Regions from separate parts of the Mus musculus genome. Here regions 1, 3, 4 and 5 are each linked to region 2. A link is a loop called in an ENCODE intact Hi-C map of the cell type or tissue named here. Cell type or tissue: heart. All regions are shown on one strand. Region 1 has its middle 2.7 kb from the start of Gm36909. Region 2 overlaps Itga6 (integrin alpha 6). Region 3 overlaps Gm36857 (a long non-coding RNA gene). Region 4 holds the start of Gm39576 (a long non-coding RNA gene). Region 5 has its middle 10 kb from the start of Gm36857.

Evidence for each region. Peaks named below come from ENCODE experiments on the same cell type or tissue, not always from the same donor. Only the 100,000 strongest peaks of a DNase experiment are listed, where the experiment ranks them.
Region 1: a loop joins it to region 2, with 6 times the contacts of the local background. A loop is called at or near these places in 11 of 42 quality-filtered maps.
Region 3: a loop joins it to region 2, with 8 times the contacts of the local background. A loop is called at or near these places in 40 of 42 quality-filtered maps.
Region 4: it touches region 2 in a loop (6-fold over the local background); 7 of 42 quality-filtered maps call a loop at or near these places.
Region 5: it touches region 2 in a loop (4-fold over the local background); 34 of 42 quality-filtered maps call a loop at or near these places.

Annotation. Positions count from the first base shown.
Region 1 is chr2:71,650,453-71,655,452 of GRCm38, reverse strand. No RefSeq gene overlaps it. Among named protein-coding and RNA genes, the nearest start is that of Gm36909, 2.7 kb to the left of the region's middle. In heart, a CTCF peak has its summit at 2,822; a DNase peak (open chromatin) is centred at 2,782; H3K4me3 peaks cover 474 bases; H3K27ac peaks cover 1,071 bases.
Region 2 is chr2:71,813,928-71,818,927 of GRCm38, reverse strand. It overlaps Itga6 (integrin alpha 6), which reads right to left. Exons shown (of 26, transcript NM_008397.4): 2 at 2,174-2,298; 3 at 368-447. Among named protein-coding and RNA genes, the nearest start is that of Itga6, 29 kb to the right of the region's middle. In heart, CTCF peaks have their summits at 1,766 and 1,965 (motif pointing right); a DNase peak (open chromatin) is centred at 4,757; H3K27ac peaks cover 1,198 bases.
Region 3 is chr2:71,596,935-71,601,934 of GRCm38, reverse strand. All of the region lies in intron 1 of Gm36857 (a long non-coding RNA gene), which reads right to left. Among named protein-coding and RNA genes, the nearest start is that of Gm36857, 8.1 kb to the right of the region's middle. In heart, CTCF peaks have their summits at 2,932 (motif pointing left) and 4,847; a DNase peak (open chromatin) is centred at 2,924; H3K27me3 peaks cover 1,256 bases.
Region 4 is chr2:71,153,322-71,158,321 of GRCm38, reverse strand. It overlaps Gm39576 (a long non-coding RNA gene), which reads right to left and starts at 3,125. Exons shown (of 3, transcript XR_866408.1): 1 at 2,540-3,125; 2 at 1,132-1,417. In heart, a CTCF peak has its summit at 2,638 (motif pointing left); no DNase peak of the experiment used is centred here.
Region 5 is chr2:71,578,692-71,583,691 of GRCm38, reverse strand. No RefSeq gene overlaps it. Among named protein-coding and RNA genes, the nearest start is that of Gm36857, 10 kb to the left of the region's middle. In heart, a CTCF peak has its summit at 2,556; DNase peaks (open chromatin) are centred at 2,531 and 2,841; H3K4me3 peaks cover 1,027 bases; H3K27ac peaks cover 539 bases.

The sequences.
Region 1 (5,000 bases), 160 kb after region 2:
CCAACCCGGGGGGTGGGGGGTGGGAGATGGGCTAGCGGTCTCCCGGTGGGGGAGGCTACAGCTGGCTTTGGGGGCACAGGTGTGACCTTTGCCTGGACAGGGCCACAGGGTCAGCCTGACCTGAGAGAAAATCCGAGGCTAACCGTGACCCACAGAACAGGTTCCCACCGGCAGACTTGCCACCAGCACTGTTGCTGTTTCTCAGGCCTGCTCTGTGGGAATCTGACCATTAGGACAGAAGCAGTAGTAGCCAGTCTCAGTGCACTGGGAAGCACGTGCAAAGAGTGGCAACTCTCCTACACACACTTATACACATCCCTATACATGCACCTATACCTCTAGACACACACCTACACACACATTCCTACTCTCACACCCTTATATATACACACACCCCTACATATACATGCCCCTATAAACACACACACATACACACACACACACATGCACACACACCAAACACAGATACACTTACCTACACACACCCCTACACATACACCTATGCCCCTAGACACATACATACAAACACACTCCTACACACACAAGCCCCCTATGAACACACTCATATACATACACACAACCCTATACACACATAAACTATATGCATACACACACCCCTATAAACACACAACCTATATACACATACATACACACATACCTATATGCATATACACACACCACTACACACCCCTACAATACACACATACACACCTATAAACACACACAAACCTACACACACTGTGGAGTGGGGCTGCTGTAAAGGGCTCCCCTGCTCTCTAAAAAGCAAGAGCGTTATGGATCTCAAGTCTCCCACACTGGACATAGGCATATATTTTGAAATGCTTAACATTTTCTTTTTTTTTTTTTTTTGAGTTAATTTGAGCAATAACCAATTGTAATAGATCTTCATTCATGCCATATGAAGATTACAAGATGAATCTTTTTTTATTTTTTATTTTTTTTTAATTAGGTATTTTCCTCATTTATATTTCCAATGCTATCCCAAAAGTCCCCCATACCCACCACCCCACTCCCCTACCCACCCACTCCCCCTTTTTGGCCCTGGCGTTCCCCTGTACTGGGGCATATAAAGTTTGCAAGTCCAATGGGCCTCTCTTTCCAGTGATGGCCGACTAGGCCATCTTTTGATACATATGCAGCTAGAGACAAGAGCTCCGGGGTACTGGTTAGTTCATATTGTTGTTCCACCTATAGGGTTGCAGTTCCCTTTAGTTCCTTGGGTGCTTTCTCTAGCTCCTCCATTGGGGACCCTGTGATCCATTCAATAGCTGACTGTGAGCATCCACTTCTGTGTTTGCTAGGCCCCGGCATAGTCTCACAAGAGACAGCTATATCTGGGTCCTTTCAGCAAAATCTTGCTAGTGTATGCAATGGTGTCAGCGTTTGGAAGCTGATTATGGGATGGATCCCTGGATATGGCAATCACTAGATGGTCCATCCTTTTGTCACAGCTCCAAATTTTGTCTCTGTAACTCCTGCATTTTCTTTATATGTATTGATAGGAACATTTAAAATTTGCTTTCGTGGAAATTATGCGTATGTATGTGGTATATGTTTTACAGAGTGTGTGTGTGCCCGTGTGTGGAAAACTATCTCAGGTGTAAACTATCTCTAGTCAGGGTATAAAGCACCTATGAGAATTACCTTTGTTTTTCTAGATTTTCACAGAGCTCTAAACACATACACAAAAACACACAAAACAGAAACCAACAGATCTAGACACACTCGACCCTTTCTTGTCCTCCACAAGCAGGCAAAAGAATTAGACGATGTTGGAGGGGGAAGCTTCCGCTTCAACATGTGCACATGTGTGTAGGCTAAGTGGGAGTCAAGGCAGTCTTCCTCCATCTCTTACTATGTTCTTTTTCCAGACACATCTGTCATTGGAGCTCAGGATTCAGCTAGACTGGTCAGCCAGCAGACTCCAGGGATCCCCATCTCTGCCTCTTGAGCATTCAGAGAGGTCCTTTCTTGGCTTCTGGAATTCGGCGAAGATCCTGGCAAGCCCAGCCTTTGGGCCCATGGCTGCCTCTGACTCACCATAGGCCTCTGATGAGTCCAGTGACATGTTCTACCAACAGATACAATTTTTCAAAAGCTGGAGTTTTATCCTGGGGCCCCTTGACTCCTTTGGTCTCCTTAAGTTCTCTTCTCCTTCTTCTCCTTTTTCTTCTCTTTTTCCTCTTTCTCCTCCTCCTCCTCCTCCTCTGCAGCTTTCCAGTCTGTCCTGACATGTACACACCCATTCTGCAGTCCACCTATAGATGGTCCCATTAGCATAGAGACAATATGAGGGAGGGATTTGTTCTGACTTCTTTTAATCATGTCTACCTTTTTGTTTTATTCTCCATTCTCTCTTTTTCTTTTTAAAATCAATTTTAATTATTTTTATTAATTTTAAGTTGTTATACAAAATAATAGATTTTATGGTAACATTTGCATATGCATGTATCCTCACTGTTATACCTCCTTAAGGAAACTGCATTCCCAAAACTTCCCAGCGTGTCTCTTGAAGGCTTTATTTTCATGTAAGGAAAGAAAACATGCAAAGAAGGCAAATCAGAATCCCAAACCTCAAGCTTCAACAAGGAGTGGCCCGTCTGCCAGCCACTCCCCATGTGTGAACTTGTCTAATAATCTTTTCAATCCTGAGACATAATTTGGGTGACTAATATCCCCTGGGATAGGCCAAACACTTGATCCCTCCCCACCACGCCCAGATCCTCAAGTGGGTCTCAAAAACATGCTGATTGTTATGCTAGGCCAGAACCTTCAAAGCAAGATGCTGCCCTCTTCCTGCAATGGCTGGCCTTGACAGAAGCCTTAGAAAGATGGTTGGTAGAGGCAGCTGGGGGGGAGGGGGAGAGACAGCTGTCAGGCTTTTGAGAGAAGTCAGAAGAAAACGAGGGAAGAGAGAGGATGAATAAATGAAGAGGTGGGTGAGGGAACTCAGTTGGGAAGACACCCTCTGGCCATCTGGATTTGCACAAGGAGAACAACCTGGGAGTCCCTCCCATCTGCCGCATTCCAGTGCCTGAACTCATATCGGCGCCCGGGCTGGCAGGGAGCCGCCTTTCTTGTTGAGGTCTGCAAAGTGCAGAGTACGGGAAAGCCTGAGACAGGTTTAGGTGGGGGAAAGAGGAAATAGGCTATTCGTCATCAGGTTTCTTTGCTTGCACCAAAGGATCAGAGATGTGACATTACCTCCCTGCGTTCAGGGCCTCTACTTCTCTCCCTGCCCCCACAGTAGGGTTCAAGACCTTAAATTACAGAGATGAAGAATTTCGCATCTCTCTGGAAAACCAGTCAGGCTTTTTGTTCCCCTTCCTGCTCGCTCCTTTTAAATCCTGGGATTTTCCATCATTAACCATCAAATGAATTCTTAAATAGTTTCTTGCTAATCCCTGTCTAGGTGATTACACACACACACACACACACACACACACAGAGAGAGAGAGAGAGAGAGAGAGAGAGAGAGAGAGAGAGAGAGAGAGAGAGAGACAGGCTGAAGCAAGCAGCAGGGAGCCGTGTATTGATGACAGCAATCCTGAAATTATTTCAAAGAGAAGGAATGCCCTGGGGGTTTGCCGGCAATAAGTCCTTCAGAGGTCTAGGGAAGCTGATCTGGGGGGGGGGGGAGCCTGATTGCCCCATCCCTAAGCTGCCCTGTGGGTGTGGCTGCTCCAGGCCCCCCCCTCCCTTTTGGATTTTACATTTTATTTATTTAGTTATGACTATGACAACTATCCCAATTTCCTAGGAAGTTTTCTCTTGATACTGCTGCTGTACCAAGGTATAAGGGCTGCAAGTCTCATCAGATATACGGACCATAATTTTTGACTGCAAATCATGATGCTGGGTAATGTTTGAATGAAAACATTTGATATGGATGGTTAAACGAAAGATACCAAAAGGTCCCTCTCTTGAGAAGTAGGTCGGTGGCTTGGAACTCTGGGACTTATCACTCAGGAAGGGCTGTGTAGGAGGATAGGTGGCTTAAGAAGACAGCTCACTGTAGTCACAAACCTTAGAGACTCCATTTTCTGGTCAAGAAGACATTCTGCTTTTTAGCTTTCAAAATACTATCGCTGGAGACCTGATGTAACAATTTATTTAGCATGCTAAACTGTGGATGGAAACAAACAAACAAACAAACTGCTGATGTAGTTTGATTGTTGCAGTTTTTAAAAATCCCATGCAGGAGGCTCCCTTCATCCAGAGTTTGCAGCTTATTTTAAAAAAGGAGCCACCCACCGATATGTGGATTTTTATTGCAATTACTCATAGGCTGAATATTATTCCACCATAAAAAAATAGTAAAGCTCTATCCAGGCAGTGTCACAGATGACTCTCAGAAGCACGATGCTAGGACAGGCAAGATAGCTCTGGGAAACAGGCCTGATGCACAGCCAGACAACCTACATTCAACCTGCAGAAATCATTTAAAGGTGGAAGGAGGGAAGAGACTTCGCAGAGCTATCTGTCCTCTGACCTACACACACACACACACACACCATACACATTATGTACACACACTCACACTCACATATATATATATATATATATATTTATATATGTGTGTATATATATGTATACAAACATATATATACATATATATATATATACACACACACACATGTACACAGACACCATATATACACATATACACACCACACACACAAACACAACAATAATAAACATGTTTTTATAACGGATCATGCTAAGTGAAAGAAGCCACAAGAGGCCACATGGTACGTGATTTCATAAAGTGCCCAAATGGACAGATCTGTAGAGACAGAAAGCAGACTTGTGAGTAACATGCCAGAGAGGAGAAAGTGTGAATGCTGGCCAATGGGGACATTTTACAATTAAACAGTAGTGGTAGTTGAATATCTTTGAGAGTAGATTAAACATCCCCAAATGACAGGTTGTATATTGTATGGAATTTTTTTAATGCTGGACTCTAAGTCGGAGAGTGT
Region 2 (5,000 bases):
TCTATAAAACTCCAAAATGTTCCTAGGGCAGAAATGGTATCCTTTGGCTTTGCTTTTTCACTTTGTTTTTGTCTAAAGAGCAGCTAGTATTAGAGATGTTAAAAAAATGTGTTATTAAGGTCTTTGAATCTGGATATTTTAAGGTCTCTCTCTCTCTCTCTCTCTCTCTCTCTCTCTCTCACACACACACACACACACACACACACACACAGAGGAGACTTGAAGTTTTGGCTCATTCCTGGCATCAGGTCTGGTGTTAGAGCAGGGTGCTTCTTGCTCAAAGGTAAACAGAGGCAGGAGCTTGGTGGCCACTGCTGTGAGCCCATAGCCAGTCAGCACTGAGGATGGTGCGGTTTTCCACACTTACCACCACTTTGCCCCCTGGACCTTGGCTCTGAACAGTGACTCCCATCCACTGGTCTTCCTTGCTTTCTGACATAGGATCAGCTGCAGAAGAACATGGGTAACACTGACAGTTAGTGTGTTGGAGTGACCAGAAGCCTACACAGATCCACAGGGTAACATAAGAAGACTCCACGCCTGGCTACACAGGAAACTCAGTGAATCCTGAACATTGGTTTCTTATCTCAAGGAGACTGTGACATGGTTACCTGAATCATTCATAAAAACTCTATACCTAGGATGTTTGAAACTTGTGTAACGGAGAAGTAGATGCCTCTGATGCAGCAATGTAAAACATAGTGTCTCAACTAACAGAAAATGGGTACTTCTCTGTTCATTCCTCAATGCTTTATACAACAGACTCAATTATTGTCTTAAATGGAGAAGGGAAAGAGAATACACAGAAATATCACCATGTGTTCATTTCATTATCAATTTAAATCTATTTTTGCCTTCCTTAATGAGAATAAAAATATTAAGGTGCTATCTAGATACTAAGACTAGTGGCATTTTACCCTTTTTTCTTTACATGTATCTGTATATTTATAGGTTTTCTGCCATTATTATGGAGCATTTCCTAATCAGTAAGAACACACTATTCCTGAAGAATGCAGGCGACAATGCGAACACGAGCCTGCTTGTCTACTTAGGCCAATAATCAAATTTGGTTTCCTCCAAGCTTCTGGGAACACTAATGGCTCTGCCCAGCCTACCGGAAACCAGGTAAATTAGCTGGTGGTACATATGGACTCCATTATGGCATCTTCCAGCCACCCAGAGGCTTTATAAAATGGGATATTAAAATAAAAGGGAAACAAGCCTGTCTTTCAGAGGTGGCAGCTTTAGCTGGGTAAGAGTCGGGAGTTTAAAAGACCCTTTTGGAGGCTGGAGAGATGGCTCAGCTGTTAAGAGCACTGGCTGCTCTTTCAGAGGAGCTGGGTTCAATTCCCAGCACCCACATAGCAGCTCACAGCTGTCTGTAACTCCTGTTCCAGGGGTTCCAACGCCCTCACATGGACATATATGCAGCCAAGTCACCAATGTGCCTCCTGAAGAATTTTGAAACTTATTTTGGCTCTACCCTAACTCTTGTACCACAATCTCCAGGGAGATTTTACTCATGCTGTTCCGTTCTCATTTTACAGGATTTTCAAGAAAAGTTTTTCAGGGCTAGAGATGCAAATTGGTGGTAAGGCACTTGAATAGGATACACAAGGCCCTAATACCACAAAAACAGGCAAACATATACAAATACATGAGTTAAATAATAAAGAAAAGTAAACAAAATAAGTCTTTCCCCCCAGTTTTTTGTTTGTTTTTTTGTTTTGTTTTTGAGACAAGTTTCTCTGTGTAAACTCCTCTGTAAACCAGACTGGCCTCACACTTACAGAGATCCGCTTGCCTTTGCCTCCTGAGTGCTGGGATTAAAGGTGTAGGCTGTCACCACCTGGCTTCTGCCCCCCTCCCCCAACATTTTAACAATACGTGACTTTTTTCCCCCCTTCTAGTGTTTCTTCACAGCCATGAACTCAATTTTGCAACAGTCTCAACAGACCACTAGGTGGCAACATAAACACACCATTCTAGTTTAACCGGGATGAACCGAGGCAACAAGTATTTTCAGGACAGATAAAACACTCAAGACTGACAAAAAATTAAAAGTGAGAGGCCTTCTCTGCAGGAATAAATGCTTTGTTTCCTGTCCTATCTGGTGGCAAGTGTCACATGGCACAGACAGGCTGGCCAAACGAACAGTGAGGGCAGAACACACCGTCATTATCAAATTCAATCCGTGTACAAGGTCCCCGGGAGGTGATGTCACAGCTGTACAGGCCCCCTGTTCTGTTCGCCCTCTGCAGCGGGAGTGCTTCTGCCCGAGGTGCCCCCACAAGCAACCTGGTGACAAAACAGAAAGAACTTAGGGACTTGAATGTTGCATATTTTAAAGTCTAGCCAGAGCTGTGGGCATCATTCTCTGCCCTGCAGCCCACGAGTCCCACAGCTGCTGAGGAGTGGAAGAGAACAAAGATAGAGGCTTCCGGGGCACAGGTCTCACAGCTGAGACGGAATGACACCTGGTGTCAAACAGAGGAGAGTGAGCCTGTCCCTTACAGAACTGGCAGGTAGCTGGGCGCAATGCTGGTATCGGAAGACACTCTTCATAGAACAAGCATAGACCATGTGACTCACAGAACAGTTTTCTCTCTCAACTCTAGGTGGGAAGCAGCCATCATGTTCTATCTAGTAGGTACACATCTGTTTCCAACGCTGCCTCCCCCCCCCCCCCCCCCCCCCCAGGTACTGTACTGGCTGGTTTTGTGTGTCAACTTGACACAAGCTGGAGTTATCACAGAGAAAGGAGCTTCCCTTGAGGAAATGCCTCCATAAGATCCAGCTGTAAGGCATTTTCTCAATTAGTGATCAAGGGGGAAAGGCCCCTTGTGGGTGGTGCCATCTCTGGGCTGGTAGTCTTGGGTTCTATAAGAGAGCAGGCAGAATAAACCAGGGGAAGCAAGCCAGGAAGGAACATCCCTCCATGGCCTCTGCATCAGCTCCTGCTTCCTGACCTGCTTGAGTTCCAGTCCTGACTTCCTTGGTGATCAACAGCAGTATGGAAGTGTAAGCCGAATAAACCCTTTCCTCCCCAACTTGCTTCTTGGTCGTAATGTTTTGGGCAGGAATAGAAACCCTGACTAAGACAGGTATCCTCCAGGGAACACTTTGACTACACCTAGCTTTGCAACACTGTATCTACAGATTAAGAATCCAACTCTTGCCCATGTCACAATTAATCTCTTCCCTTTTTCTTTTTCTTCAGCTCTATTGAGGATATAGTTGACAAGGAGAATCTCCATCTATTTAAAGTGCAACACGTGATGTTCTGTCTCATGGGTACATGATACAAGCTCCCCCATATCAACCAGTCTCCCACAAAGGCTGAGAAATGAAGTGGCAGCTGTGGGTGGGACATTCCTCTTCTCTCCACCCCAGACTTTCCCCAAGGAGTGGCTCCTAATCCCAACTCATGATCGGCAGGCAGCGGAGAGCTTTCACTTCATTAGCAGAGGGGCTGGCTGGTCACGTGGTTTACAACCTCTAGGGTAAGAAACAAACAATACAAGAGACAGAAAGAAAGAACACACACCGGACCACACAGAGAAGTGGAAACCAGAGCTTTGAGGTATGGGCTGGAGATGGAAAGCCAGCTGGGAACAAACAATAAACCCTCTGAAGGGAGCAAAGTGCACTGGGAAGCCTGCAGGGTCAGGTGCAAAAGGAACAACAAAAACCAACGCTAGCTAACATCAGCAAAGTGCACTGGGAAGCCTGCAGGGTCAGGTGCAAAATGAACAACAAAAACCAACTCTAGCTAACATCCCCACTACCTCTTCCTTGCTGGGATGGATCCCAGTTAAAAAGTAAATACACTAACGGCTATGCTGCTGCAGGTGCAACAGGGGGAAGGGGATCACATCTGCCCAGGAGAAACAGGAGCATGACGATGGCTTCCATGGGGACAGTGGCTGCCCTTCCTACCAGACAGATAACCCATCTCCTCACCTGAGGCAGTTCGCACTGCCCACTTCTAGTTCCAAGTCTACATTGGAAATGATGAACCCGCACACACCAAAGCAACGGAACTGAAGTGGAGACTTAGGGAAGCAATTGCCCCCCGGGTCCCCAAATTTATCAATCAATAGGGGGTATAGAGAAGCCAGGGTGCAGGGGTCTGCATAGGCCCACCAGGTATCCAAGTAACACTGTCCCTGCAGGAGCTCACAATACCTGAGAGACGAGGTGGCCTAGAATGTGCAGAGAATGGGTTTTGATGCTTGGCAGATGTGGGATGGACCCTGTGCTGGGGTGGCTAGAGAAACAAACAATGAGCTGAACCATGAGTAAACAGAAGCTAAGGAGCCTGCACCCTCCCATTTGATAGGAAATCGAGGCCTTGACAGAGATTAATTATGAGGCCTCTGGACCTCACAGCCAGGTGCCAGGCAGGACAAAGATTACCTAGAAACAGTGTCCCTGTCCCTGCGTAATGAATGCTCCCCAAGAAACAAAACTGAACAACTAAAACGTTTAGCACAAAAGCCAGCCTATAACAATGACACACTGAAATAAAAACCACTGGCATACTGACAGATTTAAGTCTGACTCCCAGCAGGCGAAGGGAAAAAGAACCCAGGCCCAATGGTGGGTAAAGGTAACCAACTGCCAAGAGGAGACTCAAAGGGCAGCTCCGACAGCCTAGACAGCTTTCCCTCCTCTAACCACTTCCTCTTACACACACCCAAGGAGGCTGCTAAGGGTGGCAGGCTACTTCCTGTTTACCAAGCTCCTCCTACAGCCAATTACTGCTTCAACAAGTACTGCCCCAGGATGCATAAGGGACGGCCTCCCAGGTAGCTTCCATCTCCTAAAACTCCAGTGTGGCTCCACCTGATCCAGAAGTAGCTAGCTCAGAAAAGGACTGGGAGGGAGAGGGCAAGTGCTTTGTAGAGAGAGTGCTACCAGGAAATGACAGCAGAAGAGACCTAGGAGGGACAGCAGAGAACAGGCAAGACTGGCTTTGCTTCCAAGGGAGGAGCTAG
Region 3 (5,000 bases), 220 kb after region 2:
CATCTCCCCAGCCCCTCTCCTCTTTAATGGCCCTCCCTCATCCAAAACAAATAAACAGATGAGGTGACCTGGCATCATTATGTATAACTGAGCACACAACCACAAGAATCGAATTTCCCAGGTAATTGTGTTTTTCCAAATTTGATAACTATCATTATTCTATCATCCTAGAATACTTACACAGAACTCTGTGCCAGGCGCTATTCAAAGCACTTTCCATGTACAAATGCAACTAGCTGTTCCTACCCTGTGAGGCGGCTCCCAACTGTCTGTCACTCCAGTTCCAGGAGATCTGACACTCTCACACATACATGCAAACAAAGAACCAGTGCTCATAAAATAAAAATAAACACATCATTAAAAAAAAAGAATAATGTGTAGATAGATAGATAGATAGATAGATAGATAGATAGATAGATAGATAGATAGATATGTATCTTCAAGGCCCAGGAATCTTTACAAAATGCCACCTCCCAGTTATAAAATGCAAGCTAAAACTATTTATAAACTTATAAAAACCAAGCCACAGAGCGTGTCCTGATTCAAGAGTCTGTTACTACTTTAGTGACACAAAACAGAGAAGCAGACAGGCCTCAATGTTACAAAACTCAGTCACATTCTTACTTCAAAAGAAAAACTGCTAAGCCATCCTCTGCAGCAAGGCAAATCTAGTTCCACATGCTCATTAAAATATTCATTAAGATTTCCTCTGGGGGCATGTTGGGGAGATGGCTCAATGGCCAAGAATACTAGCTGGAGCTGGAGAGATGGCTCAGCAGTTAAAAGCACTAATTACTCTTCCAGAGGTCCTGAGTTTAATCCCCAGCAACCACATGGTGGCTCACAACCATCTGTAATGGGATCTGATGCCCTCTTCTTGTGCGTCTGAAGACAGCTACAGTCTGAAGATGAACCACAGCATAGTCATATGCATAAAATAATAAACAAATCTTAAAAAAAAAATAAGAATACTAGGTAGTCTTCCAGAGGACCTGGGTTCTGTCCCCAGCATCCACATGGTAGCTCATAACCCTCTATAACCAGGTCCAGAGGATCTGACATCCTCTTCTGGCCTCTGCGGGCACTGTATATGCCTGGCACACAGACATACATGCAGACAAAATTCCATTCAAAGAAAATAATAAACAAATAAACCCTTTTTGTAAAAAAAAAAAAATTTAAATCTACTTCCTTTAACAGGGTATGGGACCTGTCTCCAAGTCCATTGTATGAATAGACATTTAATATTAATCTAATTAATCAAGTTTCTAATGCACCTTTTCAGCACAGTCATTGATTCATTTTCAGTCTGTGAAATAAAGGCCGTCTTCCAGGCTGATGGCCAGCTAGATGGACCCATACGTAAGATGGGGTCCTGTCCACTGCCCTGGACTCTCAGGATGCAGCTTGTCTCTCCTTTCCTGGCCAGGAGGATAGATCTAAAGTGAGCTGTCATCGTTCTGCTGCAGATTTTGGATCAGGTTCAATTTTATAACCTTGAAACAGAGGCTTTTCCTATGGGTGCTCCAGCTGCTACCGTGTGCGTGTTGAGCATCTCCCAAAGGCTCCCCGTGTTAAAGGCTTCACCACCAGAGTGGTGCTATTGATAGAAGCCAGAGCCTTTAGAAGGTGAGGCCTACTGGGAATTCCTGAGGTCGTTTGGGACTTGCTCTCAAAGGAGATTATAGAATCCTAGCTCCACCTCCACCCCCACCTCTCATGGGTACATGAATGCTCTCTCTCCCATCCATAAAGTGGACAACCCTGCTCTACTGTAACTCCCATGCATCCCCACCTCTCTCTCTCTCTCTCTCTCTCTCTCTCTCTCTCATCCATGTAGACTGTTCTTTACCATACACTCCTTTCACGATACATTGCTTCCTAAAGCAACAGGACAAACTAATTTTGGACTAAAACTTTCAAAACTGTGAGTCTGTCTTTTTTTTTAAATAACTTGCTTATCTCAAGTATTTTGTTATAGTCACAGAAAGCTCGCTCACACACCAGCTAACCTTGGAGTTAAGTTCATCAGCCTCAGTTTGTGGGTACCAGAAAAGCAATGCCATAGCAGCGTGCTTATTCGCCTTCTGTTCAAAGACTATCTGTGAACCTAGCATTGGTCAAGAAGTACAGGGGAACGCCAGGGCCAAGAAGTGGGAGTGGGTGGGTAGGGGAGCAGGGCGGGGGGAGGGTATAGGGAACTTTCGGGATAGCATTTGAAATGTATATAAAGAAAATATCTAATTAAAAAAAAAAAAGAACTATGCTGAGTACCCGTTGCCTAATGAAAAGTGAACTCCCCGGCTAACCTGTGGTTTAACTGCTTTCAGAACAATACCAAGTGACCCTCTTAGTCCAGCAGGCCACATATCAGTCTCACAATCTGAAGGGCAGTACCAAGCACTTGGGTCATGGTGTGTTTTGTTGCTCCCCCTGATTTCATCATGACCTAGGAAAGCACCTCTCTCGGAAAGTACTATTTTTCATAGAAGCGATATATATCACAACCCTGAAATCATATCATGAAAAAAACAAGTCAGTAAACCAAGCCAGTAAACTCTCTCTGAATTTTTCCCATCAGGTTTAACTTACTATATATTCATATTTACTGCCAGACAAGTGACGATACTAAAGGGGTAACAAACTATAGACAGCGGGTTTCATTTGAGGGAACTGAATCCATGTGTGTGTGTGTGTGTGTGTGTGTGTGTGTGTGTGTGTGTGTGTGTGTGTGTGAAAGAGAGAGAGAGAGAGAGAGAGAGAGAGAGAGAGAGAGAGAGAGAGAGACCCAATATAACTGGGCACCCCAGTTTGGGATCAGCTGCGGAAATGCCACTACATTCTTTACTGTGCAGATGGCCTCTGAGGGGCTGAGGTGGGAGGGGAAGGTCACACTTGTTAAAGGGTGACACCTACTGGTGGGATAGCACACTGCATCTCAATTCTACTAGACAGTGGAGTGCCCAGCAATCACAATGCCTAGGTAGAGCGGTTGGAGAGAGTTTTGTTCCCTAGCATCCTAACCCTCTTCTACCATGAGTGGCCCGCTCCCCAATAAGACATCCCAATTTCTAACACAGAAACAAAGGCTTCGAAGCTCTGCTTTCCCTAACAGTGGGCTCAGCCCACTGAAGAGGATCGCCAATGATTTTGAATCTCAAGAGGCTCCTCTAAGAAAGATTGGGAGCATAGAAACACCGGAGGCGGGAGCTATCGATGGTGTCCTGGCCATGCCGCAAATGTTCGGATCTGATTATTTCTACTGTCTGCTCCCCCTCTCACACACTTCCTGCTTCTGCTTCTGCACATATGCTGTAAATTCTGACTGCCCACGATCCTTCCAATAAAGCCACTTCTCCATTTAAGGTAACGGAGTCAATTTCTGCTGGTTAGAACTGGCAACTCTAGCTGGAACACTGTCAGACATTTGAGTAGCAGGCACTATGTCACAACAATACAGGTCTCAGTCGCTCCTCCCTCCCAAATACTTCCCTTGCCAAAAACAGACAGAAACGAGGCAAAAGAGACTAACCTGGTTGAGTCACACAACTAGCTTGGCAGAACCGTGGAACAAACCCAGCCAGTCTGGTGCTGTAATTGATTCTCTCAAACAATTCACAAAGCTTTTGGTTTTTTTTTTGTTTTTTAAAGCTAGGACTTGGAAAAGAGTGAGAGTCCTAAAGTCTGTGAGCACATGGCGGGCACCAGCAGAGAGAAGGCTTGCAGCTTCGTACAGAAGGTGACCCTGAACACAATTTCACCATGAGGCTAGAGAGACTCACGTGTCTTTCACTGGCAAGGGGACTCTTTCCAAATCCGAAACTGTGTTTTGTGTGTATGAATGTAGATCTGTCTTGTTAAGAAAGGCCATCGCCTATGGGAGGAAAAGCCTGGATCTACCCACTAGATGAAGCCATGCATGGATCAGATTAAACTCAAGTTCCAGATTTGAAGCTCCAGCAGGAAGTCCCTACAAAGATGCAGACCTACCAGAATATGGACTTGGTTTAGTTGCTTACTTATTCATTTAGCTATTTGGGTTTTTAAAGATTTATTTATCTTTATGTTTTGCCTGAACATATGTCTGTACACCACAAGCATTAGATTCTCTGGAACGGGAGAATTGCAGACAGTTGTACACTGCCACATGGGTGCTAGAATGAAACCCGGGTGTTCTGCAAGAGCAGCCAGGACTCTTAATTGCCCAGACCATAGTTACTTGCTTTTTTTATTCTGAGTCTTAACCCAGCTCAAGCTGGTTTCGAACCCTCTTTATAGCTGAGGTTTATAGCTGGCCTTGAACTCTGACTTTCTTCCTCACACACCCCAAGCTCTGGGGTTGCATAGCCACCATGTCCATCTTTTTCAGAAGGTGACTTTTAAAAAACACAAACAAGCCAGGCATAATTGCCACACTGGTAATATCCCAGCCTTCAGAAGCTGAGACAAGAAGGCAGTTGGGAGTTCAAGAGCAGCCTGTGTTGCTATAAAGCACGTTCCAGGCTACCCTGAGACATGCCATGAAAGCCTATCTCAGAAAGACAACAAAGGAGCTAGAGAGACAGCTCAGTGGTTAAGAGCATTGGCTGCTCTTGCAGAGGACCCAGGTTCAATTCCCAGAACCTATAAGGCAGCTCACATTTATCTGTAACTCCCATTCCAGCAAATCTAATGCTCTGTTCTGGCCTCCACAGGCAACAGGCACATATACTCATATTTGGTACACATATATACATGCAGGCAGAACATTCATAAACATAAAATAAAAATAAATCACAGGGGAAGTGGGATCAACAAAGGAAGAAAACAATAACCTTGAGTACCACCATTGCTCTCTGGTGCCCACCCTGGGCGGGGTGGGTAGTTCAGAGTGACTTCTCATTAATCCAGGCAGGTCTCAGTGTACACTCCTGGGGTTTTAGGGACCATTCACTAAAGTAAGACAGGACATCTTACTCCTCTTAAATAGCAAGTACTGAGTGTAAGACCTGCCGTCAGGC
Region 4 (5,000 bases), 660 kb after region 2:
TTACTAATCCAGAAGGGAAGCTGCCCACGGTGTGGCCACCTGGAAGGCAGAGAGCAAGCTGAAAATGAAGAGCTGAACAGTTTCTTCTGGAAAGCAGTTCTCCCTCCCCGTCCCCGCCCACCCTGTGAATTGGTCTGAGTGAGCATCATTGAAAGCACAAGCTCCATTTATCCCTGTCCCTTATGGGTGGGAACTGTAATGTTTGATACGATCGGGAAGTCTGAGATGAGGCACAGTCGGGTGGAGATCGATGCTGGTCCTTGCTGCTGTGTCCACGATACTACAGGAGCAGCCCAGCCTTGCTGGAGGCCCCTCTCTGTCTGTGACTACTGGGTCAGACTCAGTGTCCCATCAAATTCTACAGACCACATGGCTTCATCAAATCCAAGTATAAAAATAGCCATCCTCCTGTGTCACGTCAAACCATGAGTAATAAGTTTGCATAGCATCCCAGAGACCAGCTCCCTGTGTTTATCAACTTTCCCCGGCAGCACACAGAATGCAGAGACACTCACTGGCTTCAGCCAGAGGGAAAGGTTCTAAGCAGGGACACTCATCCTAGAGGAGGCTGGGATGGACCACCCTCTCCGTACAGGGATGTGTTCACCAATCAGAAGTTCCCTTTAACACCATCTTCTGGGGTTTGGGTCATGGTTGATTAAAATGTTGGTCCTTGGGCTGGAGGGATGGCTCAGAGGTTAAGAGCACTGAGTGCTCTTCCAGAAGTCCTGAGTTCAATTCCCAGCAACCACACGGTGGCTCACAACCATCTGTAATGGGATCCAATGCCCTCTTCTGTTGTGTCTAAAGACAGTGACAGTATACTCATATAGATTAAATATTTATTTAAAAAAAAAAAGCAAAAATAAAAAAAAGTTGTTCTGTGGCTATTGACCTCAGTTGCCTTCCCAGAGGCTTAGAATGAGTGGGCTTGCAGGCTCTAATTTGGGAGCCTATTAGGAATAACAAATGTGGTTCCTCTTACCCCCATTACAAAGGCAATCCCAAGGATTTTAAGACTTCCATGCTGTAGGGGATGGAGGACACCCTGAGGAACTGAGTTACTGTTGACGTAGGAATGGCCTTGTGAGCACTCCAATGCCTCAGCTCCACAGAAGCAGCAAACCTTACCTCAGGGGGCCTCAAGCGGTGGAGAAGCTCTGCTCAGAGGCCGGGAGATTAACTGTTCATGGATGTCCGAGCGGCACGTACAGAGACTGGATATTGAAGCTTCCTCCTGGGTGTTTACTGCCTGCGAATGCTTACGTTGGGTTCCCAATCTGGGCTCCGACCCCATCTGATCCCAGCTTTCCTGTACCTGGGCCTGCGTGTGTGTTCTTCCTTTATTCCCACAAATCCTCCAGTCTGGATTCCAGGACTCAAGCCATTCAGTACTACGTTAGGAACTAGAGACACCCTTAAGACACAAATTATAGAACCTTTAGTTACGTATTTTGGATTGTTCATAAAGCACAATTTAAAATTTCACACTGATATTCTACAAACATATCTTGAGCATCAATTAGATTATCTTATCAGAGTCTCCCAGTGCCCTGAGAACTCTAAAGACAGGCGTCTTTAAGTCCATCACAGGAACAAGACAGCCGGGATCTTAAATCCTCTGGAAAAGCTCCGGTCGGAGCCTAAGTCCTTGAGCTTCAAAACCAGGGCTTCCTGCCAACCACAGAACCTCCCATGACTTGCCCTCTGCACATCCCAGGCCCATTCAGAATGCTTACACATGAAAATGTGAGCCTCCGTTACTTTGAAAATAAAGCACTATCCGCCCTGACGTATCTGAAGACCACTGTCCTCTGAGAAGCTCAGGCTCCCGAGGAGCCAGAGCCTGGCTGGGCTCTTCTCAGTTGCATGGATGTCAGCCATAACAAGCTATGAGAGGAGCCACCCACAACTCTTTGTAGCTTACAGGTCAAATATCCTGCCACTTAGTCTAGTGCTTCTCTTTGAATATTCTAAATGAGGGCTTCCCTTGACATGAGTTATCTGATACCTAATGCCCCGTTGAAATTAGTTTCTTTTTAAAATACACTATTTTTTTTTAGAGTGTGTTTGTGTCCATAGTAACACTGCATGGAGGTGCCCAGAGTCCCTGTATCTTTGTCTTCATACATGTGACATAAGTGGTGTATAGTCCATGGATTTGGAGTATGTATGAGCATAGGTTCATGTGTGCATACATGTGAATGTGTATGTTCCTATATATGTGCATATGTATTATATATATATACACATATGTATATGTATATATATAATACACACACATTATTCTATATTCTATATTCTATACTCTATATATTATCTTTGCCCTAAAGCCCTTTGTGTTCTCTGTCACACTATCTTGGACACCTGACAATCTTTTATATTCTGCATAGCTCTACCTGGTCATGCTTTCAAATAAAGTTTTACCATCAGATATACAAAGAGAAGAGCAGTTGGGAGCTTTATTATACATCAAATGATTGCTGTATTGTAATTGTGATTAGAATTCCAATGCCAGCTCTCAAAGAAACAATCAAACCTGGTTCTGCAGCTAAACCTTCAGGTTGGCTTAGAAGCCAGAGAGGTGGCCTCTCCTTCCGCGGCCATTGGCAGTCATGGGGTTGCTGCCACCTGGTGGCTATTGCTTGTAGTGCAGCGAGCGAAGCCGTCCTAGCCAGAGTGAGCAGCCAGGGAAAAAGGACCTGCAGTCAGTCACATTGATAATGCTTCAGCTGAGCGCTCTTATTACCTGGGAAGACCAAGAGCCCGTGCGGTTTATTATGGGTTTGTGCTGTTTATTAATCCACAACAGTATTGTTTTTGATAGACAACCTAAGATTAAGGCTAATAAAGGACTCTGGAATGTGGACTCGATAATTTTGTTGGCTTGAGAACAAAGAAGAAAGTCAGTAAATAGTACCTGGATCCTCCAGTAATTACTCCATCTTATAAATTACTGTTTTCTCCTATTCCAGCCCACAGTCTGTCATTCTTGAAAGTATGATATATTAATTTTGAGCTAAGCAATATCCACAGGGAGTAATCAGAGTTGGCACCGTACAGGTGTTTCCCAATGAAAAAGGTTACTATTGGAATTATTTATAAACGCATCAGAAAGCTGAATGTTAACCGAATGATTTCTCATCTGCTCATCAAACGCAGGAGTTATATATGCACCAAATGGCTCCCTCCGTCTGACATTCCAAAGGTCATGCTCACCTCCTTCAGGGTGAGAGTACCCTGCCGTGTTATCTTTCTGATTTCTCATTTTCAAAGTTAGTTTTAATTTGCTTATTACAGCATAGTTAACTCCCTTGAATATTTCATGTTCATCATTCCTATTAATTTTTATATATGTCATATATATAATATCCATACGCAGTATCTGATCTCATGTTTTAAGGTTTTGTTTAAATAGAATCTGCTCGTCTGCCTGTGCTCTCCCTGCCTCTCCCCCCAACCCCTGCCTGCCTCATACAGCCCTGACTGGCCTGCAACTCACTATGTAGCCAAAGCTGACCCAGAACACCTGATCTTCTGCCTCAACTTCCTGAGTACTGGGACTAGAGGTGTTGTCTTAGTTAGGGTTTTACTGTTGTGAACAGACACCATGACCAAGGCAACTCTTCTAAGGACAACATTTAATTGGGGCTGGCTCACAGGTTCAGAGGTTCAGTCCATCATCATCAAGGCAGGAACATGGCAGCATCCAGGCAGGCATGGTGCAGGAGGAGCTGGGAGTTCTACATCTTCATCTGATGGCGGTTAGTAGAAGACTGACTTTCCAGATAGCTAGGATAAGGATCTCAAAGCCTACACCCACAGTGGCACACCTATTCCAACAAGGCCACACCTTCTAATAGTGCCACTCCCTGGGCCAAGCATATACAAACCATGACAGGTGTATACTACCAGGCCCTGGTTTATAAAGGACTGAGAATTGAACCCAGGGCTTCATATATAGCAGATACAAAATCTGCCAATATGCCACCAGCTCCTGCATCTTTGTCTGTAACTTGATTTGCTCTCAGTCATCATCATGGTTGAGAGACACATGCAAATCCATAGGTTCTTTCTGTACAGCTTTCTGTCATCCTTACACAACAGTGGCTAGTGTCAATCCTCATGACAAAGAGAAGAATGCAAGAGCCGTGTCCCCTTCTGTGATCTTGTTTGAGAAGTCTGATAGTGTCTTAGTTAGGGTTTCTATTGCCCTGATGAAACACCGTGGCCAAAAGAGCAAGTTGGGGAGAAAAGGATTTATTTGGCTTATACTTCCACACCACTGTTCATCAGGACAGGAACTCATACAGGGCAGGAATGTGGAGGCAGGAGCTGGTGCAGAGGCCATGGAGGAGTGCTGCTTACTGGCTTGTTTCCCTGGCTTGTTCAGCCTGCTTTCTTATAGACCTCAGGACCACCAGCCCAGGAATGGCACCACCCACAATGGGCTGGGCTCTCCCATGTCAATAATTAATCAAGAAAATTCCTTACAGCTGAATCTATGGAGGCATGGCCTCAATTGATGTTCTCTTCATTTAGATAACTCTAGCTTGTGTCCAGTTGATATACAACTAGCCAGGACATAAAATATCACTTCTACCATGGTCAGTCTGTTGAAAACAAGTCATGGAGATCTCGCTGTTCAAGGGAATGAAGCTGGGCTCTGCCTTCTGTTGAGAAAACTCATTAAAGAATCCTTAGCTACATTTTAAGGCCGTTACAGTTATCCCACAGAACGTAAGTTATTTTCATTTTCCTCTGGCTGCAAAATGTACTCACTACCCACCTTAAGCCCCTTAACCAACACAGCTCCTGTGGTGCTAGACTCAAGCCTGAGGTCCACAACCTTGACATTGAAATCAAGTCTAGAGGTGGTGAGGCTCTTCAGGTACCGCTGACTCAAAGAGGGGTGAAATAATTGAGCCTTGTTCATCTAAACAAAAGACTGGAGCTTCTAGGGAAACAGAGGTGCCACAGGCTCTGGGAGGCTTAGGAGG
Region 5 (5,000 bases), 240 kb after region 2:
GAGAGGAGAGAGAGAGAGGAGAGAGAGAGAGAGGAGAGAGAGGAGAGAGAGAGGAGAGAGAGAGAGGAGAGAGAGAGGAAAGAGAGAGAGAGAGAGAACACACAGTGGGGCTTGGATACAGCAGTAGCTCTGTTTTCTTAGTGAGATGGAGAAGGAAATCTCCTGAACACCAGAGGCTAAAATTATTTCAATTCCTATAACGGGAATGAAGGCAAGAAATGAACTCTGTGCAGACTCGTCCAGTGCAAGAGAGGGGAAAGTGACCCTAAGCAAAGCTGGCAGCTGGGCATTCCTCTGTGGCCAGGCCAGAATTCTACACACATCCCATTCACAAATTCTGTTACACGGCTAGCAAAGGCTAATGGGAGGGGAGAGGGGAGAGAAAGAATGTGCAATTCAGATAACAAGTGACAACAATAACTCCCCAGAGGAATCCTGGGTCAAGCTGGGCATCTTAGGTAGGGCTCTAGAAGGTGCTGAGGTCACAGAGCCTCAGAGACCTCACTTGCATGTGAGGGATTGCTAGACAGCATCTATTGAGATGTGAGGACTGAAGTTTACAGTGGTTTCTCACTCTGAGACTTAGGTTTTACAGATGGGTGGGGCTAAAGTATAGAAGCTGGAAGGAACTGGAGTGGATCTGCTTCTTCCAAAAAAAAAAGTGCATGAAGATAGGGCAGGAAAGACAGCTCAGCAGCTAAGAACAGGACAGAGCCTGTATCATCCTGATTGGACTTTTAGCCTGCAAATGTGTGAACTGAATAAACCTCTTTTCTTTATAAAGGTAGCCTGCCTCTGGTATTTCATTATACTAATTGCAAAATGAATTAACAGAATTATTTTTGCAACCCCTAAACGATCAAAAGCCCAACAGAAATGCAAAGGACATTAACCATCGAGTTCGAAAAGCCTCAATAAGATGTTTTTAAAGATGCAAATGAAAACATGAGAGCCCTAATTTTAGTTTTATATCTCGGAAAATTTTTTAAAGCTTGGTAAAGCTAGAGTTAGTATTATAGGATGGGGGTGGGAAGTAGTCTGGAGGGTAACTGGTAAAGACCTGTAAAGGCTTAAATGCATGTATTCTTTAAGGCGACAATTAAACTTTTAGAAACGTTTCCTATAGAGGCAGATGCACACTCAAGTCACAGGCACAGATGTTCACAGCAGAATTGTTCGTAATAGCAAAAGGCTGGGGGCAAACTCAATATCCTTCAATCAGGGATTGATTGAATAATTATAGGTTCCTGGTATAAAAGAACACCAGGCAGCCACTCCTAAAGGATGCAGTGTCTACACACGTGCCTGTGAAGCCATCTCCAAGATCCTTGATGGGGTAGGAGCGTGTCAAGGATGACGACGAGATTTGATGGTGAGGAGGGTTTTTTTGTTTTTTGTTTTTGTTTTGTTTTTAAGGCTACAAACTTGATCTGGGAGAAAACCAGAGGAAGTGTGCAGACACAGTGGAGGTCTGGCTAAAGAGGAAAGCTATTCACTTCTCTGCCTCGTGCATTCTATTTTCCATTTTAACATCAGTGTGTGTGTGTGTGTGTGTGTGTGTGTGTGTGTGTGTGTATGTGTGTCTGTGTGTGTGTATGTGTCTGTGTGTGTGTCTGTGTGTCGTGTGTCTCTGTGTGTGTCTGTCTGTCTGTGTGTGTGTTTCTGTGTGTGTATGTGTGTGTCTGTGTGTGTGTGTTTGTGTGTGTTCCCACAGAGAGGTCAAAGGATAACTTTCCTGGAATGGTTCTGCACTTCCACTGTGTGGGTTTGGGGAATTAGCTAAGGTTGTCAGGGTTGACTACACTGTGTCTTTACCCACAGAGCCAGCCTCCAGCCTTCGAATCCCCATTTTAATAACAAGCTAATTGGACTGGAGAGATGGCTCAGTGATTAAGAGCACTTGCTGTTTTTGCAGAGGGCCTGGGTTCAGAGCCCAGCACCTAAATGGTGGCTCACAACCAACTTCAAGTTCTGTTCTAGGCGATCCAACACCTCTTCTAGCACCAGGCGTGTACATGGTGCACAGGCATGCATGCAGGCAAAACATGCATACACATAAGTTGAAAGAAATTAATCTAAAAGAAAAAATAGCTAATTAAAAATATTTAATAAACATTACGTTAAGATTGTAGAGGTCTGTGGTATTTTAGACTCTATGCCCCATTCAAGCAATGACAACGCATGGAAAATTAAATGATGGGGGCTCACCATGGAGGAACGAAGCTAGGGAAATGTATCTAACAAAATACAAGTGTCAGCATATGATAAACCGCAGACAGAGCAATGGCGCAGAGCCGCCCTGTGCCCACTCTGGAAAGGAGCGCGCCCAAGACCACGCGCTTTCAGGGCGCACGCAGGATCCTCGGAGCCATTTCTCCTTCCGATCCATGAGAGACCCCACGGTGTCCCTAACGGTGACGCGAGTGGGTCCCGCGGGCTGGAGCGGTGCAGCCGCTGGGACCCGCGGTCCCATCCGCAGGCTTTGCGGTGGCTGCCCCGCCCTCCCCATCCGGCCCGGGTCAGGCTCTTTCCCGAGGCCACAGTGCGACCCAGCGGGCCGCGGGGAAACTGCGCCCGCCGCCGGGGACACCGGGAGCCGCCGGCGGAGAGTATTTGCCAAATCAACGTTGCCAGATCTGATTATCTTTCTTGCTTTCTCACATCTGATGATGTGGCTGAAAACGAAAGTTCTGGGACGTTCTGGTGACTTGGGGAGGGGGGTGGGGTGGAGGTTCTGGTTTACAGTTTTCACACTTTTGATAGTTTGGGAGCCCAAAGAAGGAACCCTGGCTTTCCTCTCAAGGGTGATTCTGACAATCATGCAAAATCTATTTATAATCGCGCAAGCCGACTCAACCTAAAGCTGCCTGCTTCTGCATTTAGCCTCTTGTACAGACAGAAGCGACCCTGAGTTGAGGAAACAGAAAACAGAAGTAATGGGTCAACCGCAGCACTCACACTCAGATTTTACATTTATTGTTGATTGAACATTAAATGGCTAATACTGTGTATATAATGCTGCGCCCTTGTCCAACGTACCAGTGATGCGCAATGGATGCCCCACCATTGGTTAGTTCAGTCCCTATTATATATAATGATATGTTATATATAATGTATAATATGCATCATATAATATCTGTAATTATATAAATATTTATATAATATAGATGTAATATTATAATATATTAGATAAATATATATAATAGATAATAGAGTAAAAACATATTTTACAAGGGAAAATACCCTCAGAATGTAAGATTCAGTTTGAGGTGTTGGTGGCCAACTTAAAAATATAAGTAGCTTCCTTCTTAGAAGTGGGACTCAAAATACCCATTGGAGGAGATACAGAGACAAAGTGTGGAGCAGAAACTGAAAGAAACGCCATCCAGAGAATGTCCCACATGGGGATTCATCCCATATACAGTCAACACACCCAGACATTACTGTGGATGCCAACAAGTGCTTGCTGACAGGAGCCTGATATAGCTGTCTCCTGAGAGGCTCTGCCAGTACCTGGCAAATACAGAAGTGGAGGCTCACAGCCATCCATTGGACTGACCACAGGGTCCCTAATGGAGGAGCTAGAGAAAGGACCCAAGGAGCTGAAGGGGTTTGCAGCCCCATAGAAGGAACAACAATATGAACTAACCAGAAACTCCAGGGCTCCCTGGGACTAAACCAGCAACCAAAGAAAACACATGGAAGGACCCATGGCTCCAGCTGCATATGTAGCAGAGGATGGCCTTGTGGGACATCAATGAGAGGAGAGGTCCTTGGTCTTGTGAAGGCTTGATGCCTCAGTGTAGGGGAATGTCAGGACAGGGAAGCAGGAGTGGGTGGGTTAGTGAGGGAGGGGGAACGGGGATGGGATGGGGGGGGTGGAGGGGAAATGAGGAAAGGGGATAAAATTTGAAATGTAAATAAAGAAAATATCTAGAAAATCTCTAATAAAAGTGTGTGTGTGTGTGTGTGTGTGTGTGTGTGTGTGTGTGTGTGTGAAATTAAACAAAATGAGTAGGGGGAAATACCTGTGCATACAGACAGATGCATTTTGTCACAGGGAAACTTGAAACATGAAGTAAGGTAACAATTTGAAATACTGCTTTCTTTCCCTCCCTTTTGTTTAAGCACATGTTGTTGGCCTTGAACTCACTGTATAACCCAGGCTGGCCTGGAACTCCAGGCAATCCTCCTGCCTCACACCTCCTGAGTGCTAGAATTACAGATGTGTGACACCTGTTTGGTTGGTTGGTTGGTTGGTTGGTTTAATGTGAATGATCCTTTGTGAATTGGTGTGTACTATATGCATCCGGGAGCCTGCAGAGTTCAGAAGAAAGCATTGGATCCTGTGGAACTGAGGTTATAAACAGTTAGTTGTAAGCCCATGTGTGTGTGTGGGGGGGGGGGGAACTGAACCAGGTTCTGCAAGAGCAGTAAGTGTTCTAACCACTGAGCAATCTCGCTGGTCTCTCATTATTTGATCTTTTAAAAATAATTTATTCATTTTTTACTTTATGTACATTGGTGATTTGACCCAGTATATGTCTATGAGAGGTTATTGGATACCCTGAAACTGGAGTTACAGATAGTGAGCTTCCTGTGCTGGGAATTGAACTCAGGGCTTCTGGAAGAGCAGCCAGTGCTCTTAACCACTGAGTCATCTCTCCATCCCCTTATTATTTTTTTAACTATGTGTGTGTGTGGGGGGGTGTATGAGTGTAGGTACCCTTGGAGGCCTAAAGGCATCTGATTACATGCTCTGAACCGCTGAACCAGCTCTCTTGCCCCCTAAGAAGTATTTCCTAAGGTTTACCAGTTTTATTTACATAGTTTTTTCTAATTTGTGTATAAGGCTGTAATTTAATCCTAACCATAATTACATAAATTTAAAGTTTAAAGAATTTAATTGTTTAATTGTCCCATAGTTCAGATCTTGACCTCTGACATAGTCACTAGCTATATTGATCAGTTACAGCTGTGTTGATCAATTACTAAATTAA